Linked DNA regions of Homo sapiens: region 1 is linked to region 2. A link is an interaction called in ENCODE POLR2A ChIA-PET data of the cell type or tissue named here. Cell type or tissue: OCI-LY7. All regions are shown on one strand.

Region 1 (4,000 bases), 70 kb before region 2:
ATGCATGTTCCCAATCAAGTTTAGGGTAAAGTTACGATACAATATAATATACTTAATATAATGGTTTGTTCAAGGGGAGTGTAAATTAAAGTGGAGATAGATTATCTAAAGGAAAAGTAAGGCAGGAAGTATAGATATGTATTCTAGATTGTGAATATCATTCCACAGGTGTCTGATGATCTCCTTCCACGGGGCACATTTATGCTTCTTGGTGCAGTCAGCTTCTCAGCCAGGTCCTGGCAATATCTGTGATAGCGGTACTTAATTCTCTGATGCTGGTGACACTGACCCATTTATGTTCGTTATACTGACACTTGAGCATAGATTTGGAGTTGTGAATACTTAGAATCCCAGTTGTCATTTCTAGGAGTGTGATCTTAAGCAAGTTACTCATGAGTCTTACTTCCTCATCTGGAAAATAGAGATATTATCTGCCCCATACAGGGTTGCAGGGAATAAATTATGAAGATAAAATAGTATTGGTTTCTAGAATGTAGTGGATAATATTTCTTCCTTTTTTATTTTTTATTTATATATATTTTTTGAGACAGAGTCTCACTCTGTTACCCAGGGTGGAGTGTAGTGGCATGATCTTGACTGACTGCAACCTTCGCCTCCCAAGGTCAAGCGATTCTCCTGTCTCAGCCTCCCAAGTAGCTGGGACTACAGGAGCATGCCACTATGCCCGGCTAATTTTTGTATTTTTCGTAGGGATAGGGTTTTGCCATGTTGTCCAGGCTGGTCACGGACTCCTGACCTCAGGTGATCCGCCTGCCTCAGCTTCCCAAAGTGCTGGGATTACAGGCGTTGAGCCACTGTGCCCAGCCTGTAGTAGATATTTCTTGGTGGGTGAAATAATTTTAATTCATTTTACTTTATTTCTGTAGAACCATACTGAGCATTTGGCTCTAATTACAGGAAAACAAGGTGGAATTTAATAATGGTGTTGATAGCTGACTTGGGTTAGGTCTCATTCTGTTGCAGCTGGTTTCTTTTCCCTCAGCGCAAAGTGCTGCTGTTAATCCAGAGAAAAGAATGCTTAGCATATAATACTCAAAAGCTGTATCACACTATGTTGCATTTAACACAAGGTGAGGGCACTGAGGGGAGGACATTTGTCTTAGTTGTTGCCTTGTGTGCCCAGCACCAAGCACAGAGCCTGACGTATTATAGGCACTGCATATCGTGTTTAAATTAGCGAGTGAATTCTGTTTAGATGAGGAAGATGTACTAGTATGGAGTACCTGATGTCCACTGGGGCATTTTGGGTAGCTAAAGAAAGTGTCTATAAAATATAAGCAAAGGAGAACAATATTGGTAGCAGTTGCCTTTCAAACCATTATAATTATAGGCACAGACCTTTTTTAGCAGGTTGTATATTTTAAAATAAGTATAGGCCAGCTAATTTGAGTTAAAATGATCACATGTGCTGAATTAACTAGAAGGTAAACAACTAAAAACGAAAAGAGACATTAGAACAGGTAATAGAGTTCAGAATTCACAGCTATTCTAAATTAGATTTGTAAAAGCCTTGAGTCTTACTTTAAAGGAAATAAAATTTCATGTGAAGAAATGGATCACTGTTGCCATAACTTCAACTCCTGTCTTTCCTCTGCTGCTCAAACTTGGCAAAACACCAAACCCTAGAGCAGTCTCATCATCTACCGTTTCTGTTCCTTGGAGGCATGGTCTGTTGAGTGCTGCCAGGCTGACTGTCAGCTGTGTCTCTCAGTCTTGTCACCATCCTATTCCACTGTCACCAGAGGGATCTGGTGAATTGCCATCATCCCATTCCATTGTCACCAGAGTTATCAGATTTTAAATGAATCTGATTGTGTTATTCCCCTCCTTGAAATCCATTAATAGCTTCTCAGTGTTTTTAGGATAAAAATCCAAATATCCTGGTATGAGAAACAGAGCTTTTAGAGATCTGGCCTTTTAGCAGTCTCTACCTGATCTTCTTTTTTCTGTATGTTGGTATCTTTGTACTACAGACATATTAAACCACTTGCATTTTTCTTAATGTTTTATGTTTTTTTTTTTATGTCACTGAACGTATGATGCTGCTTCTAGGCATGCTGTTCTCTCTTCTCAAGGTTGTCAGCTACAGATGATTTAAAATTCTTTAAGTTTACCTCTAGAAAACTTTTACCTAACATGATACATTGTAGGAGTCTACATGTCTTCCTTCTCACAAAACTGTGAGCTTTTTTGAGTATGGATACTCTCTTATCTCTTTAATTCCTAATGCCTGTCACTGCCTTGCACAGGATAGAAGCCTAGAAGTTTGTAATTTAGTTAATATATGAAGTAACAGAATTTATCAGAGGCTTAAAATATGTTCAGCTAAAATGGGTATTATGTGAGAAGTGGAGAAACATGGTCCCTGCCCTGTTCATAATCTTAGTTGTGTGGACAAAAATGACACATAAGCAATTAAAGCTTAATCGAGTACAGCATTAAGTGAGGACTTAGGTAGAATGATTAGAAAATGAAGATAAAATCGAAAATTTCAAATCCCTTGACATTTCATATCTGCTTTTCACTTTCCCCTTAAATGTTTACCACTACTAACATGCCTATACCGTTTACTTATTTATCTTGTTAGGTTCATAGTCCCCAGTAAAATATAAGTTTTATGAGGATTTTTGTCTGTTTTGTTCACCATGGTATTTCTGGTGCCTGACATTTGGTAGGTGCTCATTAGATAGTTGTTGAGTGGATTGAATGGAGTGCAGAGAAGGAAGTGATCACTAGGAAATAGTGTTTATGAAAGACTTCATGGAGAAGTATTAACATCTTGAAGTAGACTTGAGAGAGAGTATTTTATTAGATTAGCTAGTGTTTATGAAATACGCCTATTTAAATAAATAATTACCAATTTTATTTTCCTATGACTTTTTCAAGTCATGTTGCTCCTAATTTCTCTTAAAGCTTCCTGTGGTTATATGGTCCTCACTGTTGACTCCTCTTAGAGACTTTCACAACAAGGCCTATTTAACCAGAGTGAGAGATGCTGGCCCTTTCCTTATATACCAGTTGGAATGAACACCTTCACTTTGTTCTTTAGCAGATTAAACTATGTGTAAAAAATAGGTCTGCTGGAGGCAACTACGTATTATATACAGATCTTTACACTATATGTTGTTTTGGTACCTGAGCTCTTATCTTCTATTTTGCATCTTTTAAATAATTGCAAATAAATCCAAACTTACGGGCACATCAGGGTCTTGATTGTTCTGTGAATTAGGGATCATGATTGACCATTATGCCTCCGAGTTCTTGGATTTTAGCAAATCTTGACTGGCGTTCCAAATATTTGTATGTACACGTATTTATATATCACACAGAACTTATAATTGCATTTCCTACTTTTATAGTTTCCTTTCTTTTCTGATTACTTCCCTTCTAAGACTAAAGAAATTAAAATTAGATTTTGAATTAAAACTATTAAAAATGTTAAAACACCAAAATATTTTTTCAGCTGTAATTGGAACATGTTAGGTAATATCAGTTTGACTTTTTTTTTTTTTTTTTTAGAAAATAAAATTATCTGTGGGCCTCAAATATTGGCTTCTCTTCTCCCAGCTTTTTTTCTCCTAAGCACAGAATTAGATATTCTTAGGCCCTTATAGCTGCAATAGATCTTAGTAAGTATCTCTACTTGCTTTATTTTAGGGATGAGGCAACTAAGATGCAAGGACAAGTGATTTGTCCACAATTAACTAATGACAGCTAATTGATAGTAGGGCCAGATGATAGACTATCGATGAGATAACTAAGCTGTGGCTAACCTCTGTCTTATGCTAACCACTTTCAACTTTAAGGCCATACTATTTCTGGAAATATATGTGGTTCTGATGGCATTTTAAAGAAATGTTATTGTAGTGACTTGATAGAAGAGAAGTAAGTTCCTAGAATTTTGTCAGTCCGCCAGTCAGCCAGACTGGGTATAAGTGAAGCTGCGGCAGTACTTTCCCATTTTGGTATATAGGTTGTT
Region 2 (4,000 bases):
TTTTGTTTTTGGAGATGGAGTCTCACTCACTCTGTTGCCCAGGCTGGAATGCAGTAGCGTGATCTCGGCTCACTGCAACCTCCGTGTCCCAGGCTCAAGTGATTCTCCTGCTTCAGCCTCCTGAGTAGCTGGGATTACAGGTGCATGCCACCACACCTGGCTAATTTTGTTTTGTATTTTTAGTAGAGATGGGGTTTCGCCATGTTGGCCAGGCTGGTGTCGAACTCCTGGCCTCAAATGATCTGCCCGCCTCTGGCTCCCAAAGTGCTGGGATTACAGGCGTGAGCCACTTGCACCCAGCCTTCAATTTCTAATTTTAAGATATATCTTTGTTATTTCTCACCATCTTCATGGAACTAGGTATTGATAGTACACTTAGTTTCATTGATAATAAGATTGGAGTTTCTAATAGGAAAGGTAATAAAGCCTTCCCTCAGTGTCCCCTGTACCACTGTTGGGAACAAAACACCTTGGTAATTTTTAAGTTCTGAATGTTCAAACATTTGCCAGCATTTACCTAGTGTCTCTAAAAATTACATGTAATTCTTGCATAATTAAAGAGAAGGAGCTCATGAGCAAAAGTGTATATTTCTCTTTGGTACAATTACTAATATCCGAACTCAAGTTCAGGGTGTTGCTTTAGGTATCCAAATATAGCATGTTGCAGGAATTTACTCCATGTTACAAAGACATGCCCTGCTGACCACTGTGCAAATGAGGAGCTCACATTCTGGCACTGTTCTAAACATAAACCTGTCTTGACTGTGCTGAGCAGCTGAGCATCTAAAGTCTCGTTCAGAAGTGACCCCAGGAAGTCTATAAAATCAACTGAGTTAGGATGAAATGTGAAAGGCCCGAAACTTACTCAACTTTTAGATTTGAAAAGTTATTATTTTCTTTCTTTTATATTAGTTTAAAAATTCTTATTTTTAAATCCCTGCAATACTGAACCTTAGGTTAATTCAGTTTTCCTGTGATAAATTATGTGTATCAGTGTAAAGAGAAACTGAGATTTTTTGTAACTTGTAACACTCAATTGAAATTGGATTTAAAAGTAGTCAATACTGGTGTACACCTGTGTTGTTTTAGAATATGGTATTTTATATAAACATTCCAATAACACAAATATTTTTCAAACTGCTAATAAGTTTTTAGCTTCTATCAACATTTCATATAGCCAACTTTAAATATATTTACTTTTATTAATAATGTTTAGTCTTTCTTCTTCCTGACCCCCTTGCCAAACCTTTTGGTAGATATAAAGATGTTTTCATGCTTTAAGAGAAGGCAGTATATGTTTGTAACACATACTGTTTGTAACAGTCTGTACTGTTTTTAACTCTACTCTCCTGTCTCAGGATATCAGAAGTTGATTTCCCTAAAATGCATTAATTTTCCCAAAGAAACTTTTATGCCAGTTGCTTTTAATTAAAAAAATTATTAACAAGCCAGTTGCTTTCTTAACATTAAGAATGACATTACTAATGTTTTTAAAATCATAAATTTAGGACATAGCAGTTTTAAAAAAGTAGTATGAAAGCTATTAAAAAATGAAAAGCAGAATACATGTAATGTGTATGCTTGTTATATCCAAGGTCTGCCACAGCTGATGGTGAATTCGGCTGTATCTTGAGGTTTGAGGTTTCCTCAGAACGCAGGAGATGGTTAAGAGTTGGCCTTTGAACTCAGTGGGCGTAGTTCTAAATCCTGTTTCCACTACTTACTTGGTCTGTGAATTTGAGCAAGTGGCTTAAACTCTGAGCTTCAGCTTCCTAATCTATAAACCAAGGATTATAATATTACATCTGATACCTACTTCATAGGGTTTTTGAGTTTTATGAGAGGATTCATGTAAAGCATGTAGCAGAGTTTCTGGAAATTGCCAAGTGCTCACAAAATGTTTGGTACTACTATTATTAACATGTCTCTACATACACAAAAATGCTTTATTATTAGAAGTTAGGTTTTCCCCCACAGTATTTAGGTGATTTCACAGATCATCTTTAAGATATTTTGGATAGTATATACTTATATTAAATATAACAAATGAAAAGTTATATGGTAGTACTTCACTAGGCTGTTTTGTATTTTTAGGCTTGTAACTTAATACAGGCATATGGCTAAGTGCTTTGGGTGCATTGGTTTTGTAAGATTGCCTTTTACACATGAAAGGAACAAGTAAATACATATATTTTAATCTTTTAAAGTTTATCTTTTATACTGATTTGTTTATATCAGGTTTGCTTAAAGCAAGGCACACAAATTCTCTTCCGATACCACTGTCGACCACACAACTTTAAATTGCTACCTCCACTATGTTATTTATAAGCCTCTTTGGTTCTGTTCTGGAGCCAAGGATTCACCAGTGCTGCTTTAAAGTGAGATATCAGGCAGACAGTATTATTTATCTTTCACACAATTATGGGATAGCAAATTGATAATTAAAAACAAAACAAAACAAGTTCTTTTATTTAAGGAAGACTAAAAGTCAGTTATACATTCAGCTAATACTTAAATGGCAACTTGGTGTGTTTTCTACAGTCCTTGTCTTATAGCAGCTTGCAGTATAGCAGGAACATAAGATATAAGCAAACAGTTACAAAGTAAGGCAGCCCATATGATGTGCCATTTTGTAGAAATAGTTAAGCAGTATAGAAATTCATGGGAGAAAGAGATTGCTTTCAGCTAGAGTATTTCATTCACTTAAACCTAGTTGTACAGCTGGGATGTACCTATGCATGACTCGTGTCTTTTTTGGAAGGCTGCTTCAGCTGGGTGGCCACAGCCAGTTGCTTTTCTTCTCTATTGGTGGCTATTTTCACCCCTTACAATCTCTTCATTCTCCCTGTGATTAGGACCCCACTGCTGTCAAAAAGCTTTCTGCTCTTAGGCACAGTTTTCATCCCTTTTTAAGTGCTGATCCAAAATAGTGACATGGTGGTGGGACCGAAAGTAGCAGACAGATGGGGAGAAGAAAGGGAAACTGGGTGCAGAATCAGGAACCTCATTCTCTGTTGTAGAAATTGCCCTTTTGATAGCAGCATGGGTGAGGAGTAATGAAAAGGAGAACCCTCTGTTCCTGTGAAAATCCACAAATGTATAGTCCCGCCCTTCCCCATATTTTACCTCCCCATACTCTCTCATCTCCTGGAATTTCGATTCCATACATCATCCTGTCCCCACTTTCCCATCCCCCACCATCTCCTTTGTTCCAGAGCCATGCTGCAGTTCTGAATCTCCTGGCTGTTTGAAATGTTGCCTTTCGAGCTGTTAGAGCCCCTCTTCCAAGTTGTAGGAATCACCTCCATGATGAAGAACTGACGTAGCTCCATTGAGCTTTTCTGTTACTCCCTCCAGGCCTTTAGTAGGCCCCAATGTATACTTGATGTCTCTAGGAGAATCCTGAGTCCATTAATGTAATTGCCTGTGGCAGATTGCTCATATATAATGTTTAACTTTGGCATTACTGTTAGTACTATATGTCTGAAAGGTTTGTTTCTAAGAGAAAATATGTTTCAAGTTTTAAACAGTGAGCTGTTCTAAATCAGCCATCTATATTAGTAGTGGACTTACAGTCAGAAGGTTAGAGTTCAATTCTAGCTCTCTCAGTTATTCTGTGTGACCATGTGTGTGATCACTTGGCCTCTCTTGGCCTAGGTTGTTTGTATAGAATGTAGAGATAATAGATTTCTTTCAAAGATAGTTGTTGGGGGTTAAATGAGAATGTATGTAAAGATGTATAGTAAAATATAAAGCCCCATAGTCCTAAAGGAATGTGGCATTTTTTTGTGTGTTAATCATGACTGTGTTAGGTAAAATAACAAGTTCCTGCCCTCTAAGAACTCATCATCCAGAGGATAAGATGAACATGGACAATTACGTTATGGTATATGATAAATCCTATGGCAGATATAAGTATAGGTGACCAAGGAGCACAAAGAAGAGCAGCTCTAATCTGGAAATGAATGGATAGAGAAAACTTCATGAAGGAGGGAGCTTC

Evidence for each region. Peaks named below come from ENCODE experiments on the same cell type or tissue, not always from the same donor. Only the 100,000 strongest peaks of a DNase experiment are listed, where the experiment ranks them.
Region 1: POLR2A ChIA-PET joins it to region 2 with 6 read pairs; 5 of 35 experiments call an interaction of 5 or more read pairs at or near these places.

The regions. Positions count from the first base shown.
Region 1 is chr4:26,914,709-26,918,708 of GRCh38, forward strand. The region is part of intron 1 of STIM2 (stromal interaction molecule 2); the gene reads left to right. Among named protein-coding and RNA genes, the nearest start is that of STIM2, 56 kb to the left of the region's middle. In OCI-LY7, no CTCF peak of the experiment used is centred here; no DNase peak of the experiment used is centred here.
Region 2 is chr4:26,984,364-26,988,363 of GRCh38, forward strand. The region is part of intron 3 of STIM2 (stromal interaction molecule 2); the gene reads left to right. Among named protein-coding and RNA genes, the nearest start is that of STIM2, 130 kb to the left of the region's middle. In OCI-LY7, no CTCF peak of the experiment used is centred here; DNase peaks (open chromatin) are centred at 755, 1,658 and 2,788; H3K4me3 peaks cover 1,804 bases; H3K27ac peaks cover 3,386 bases.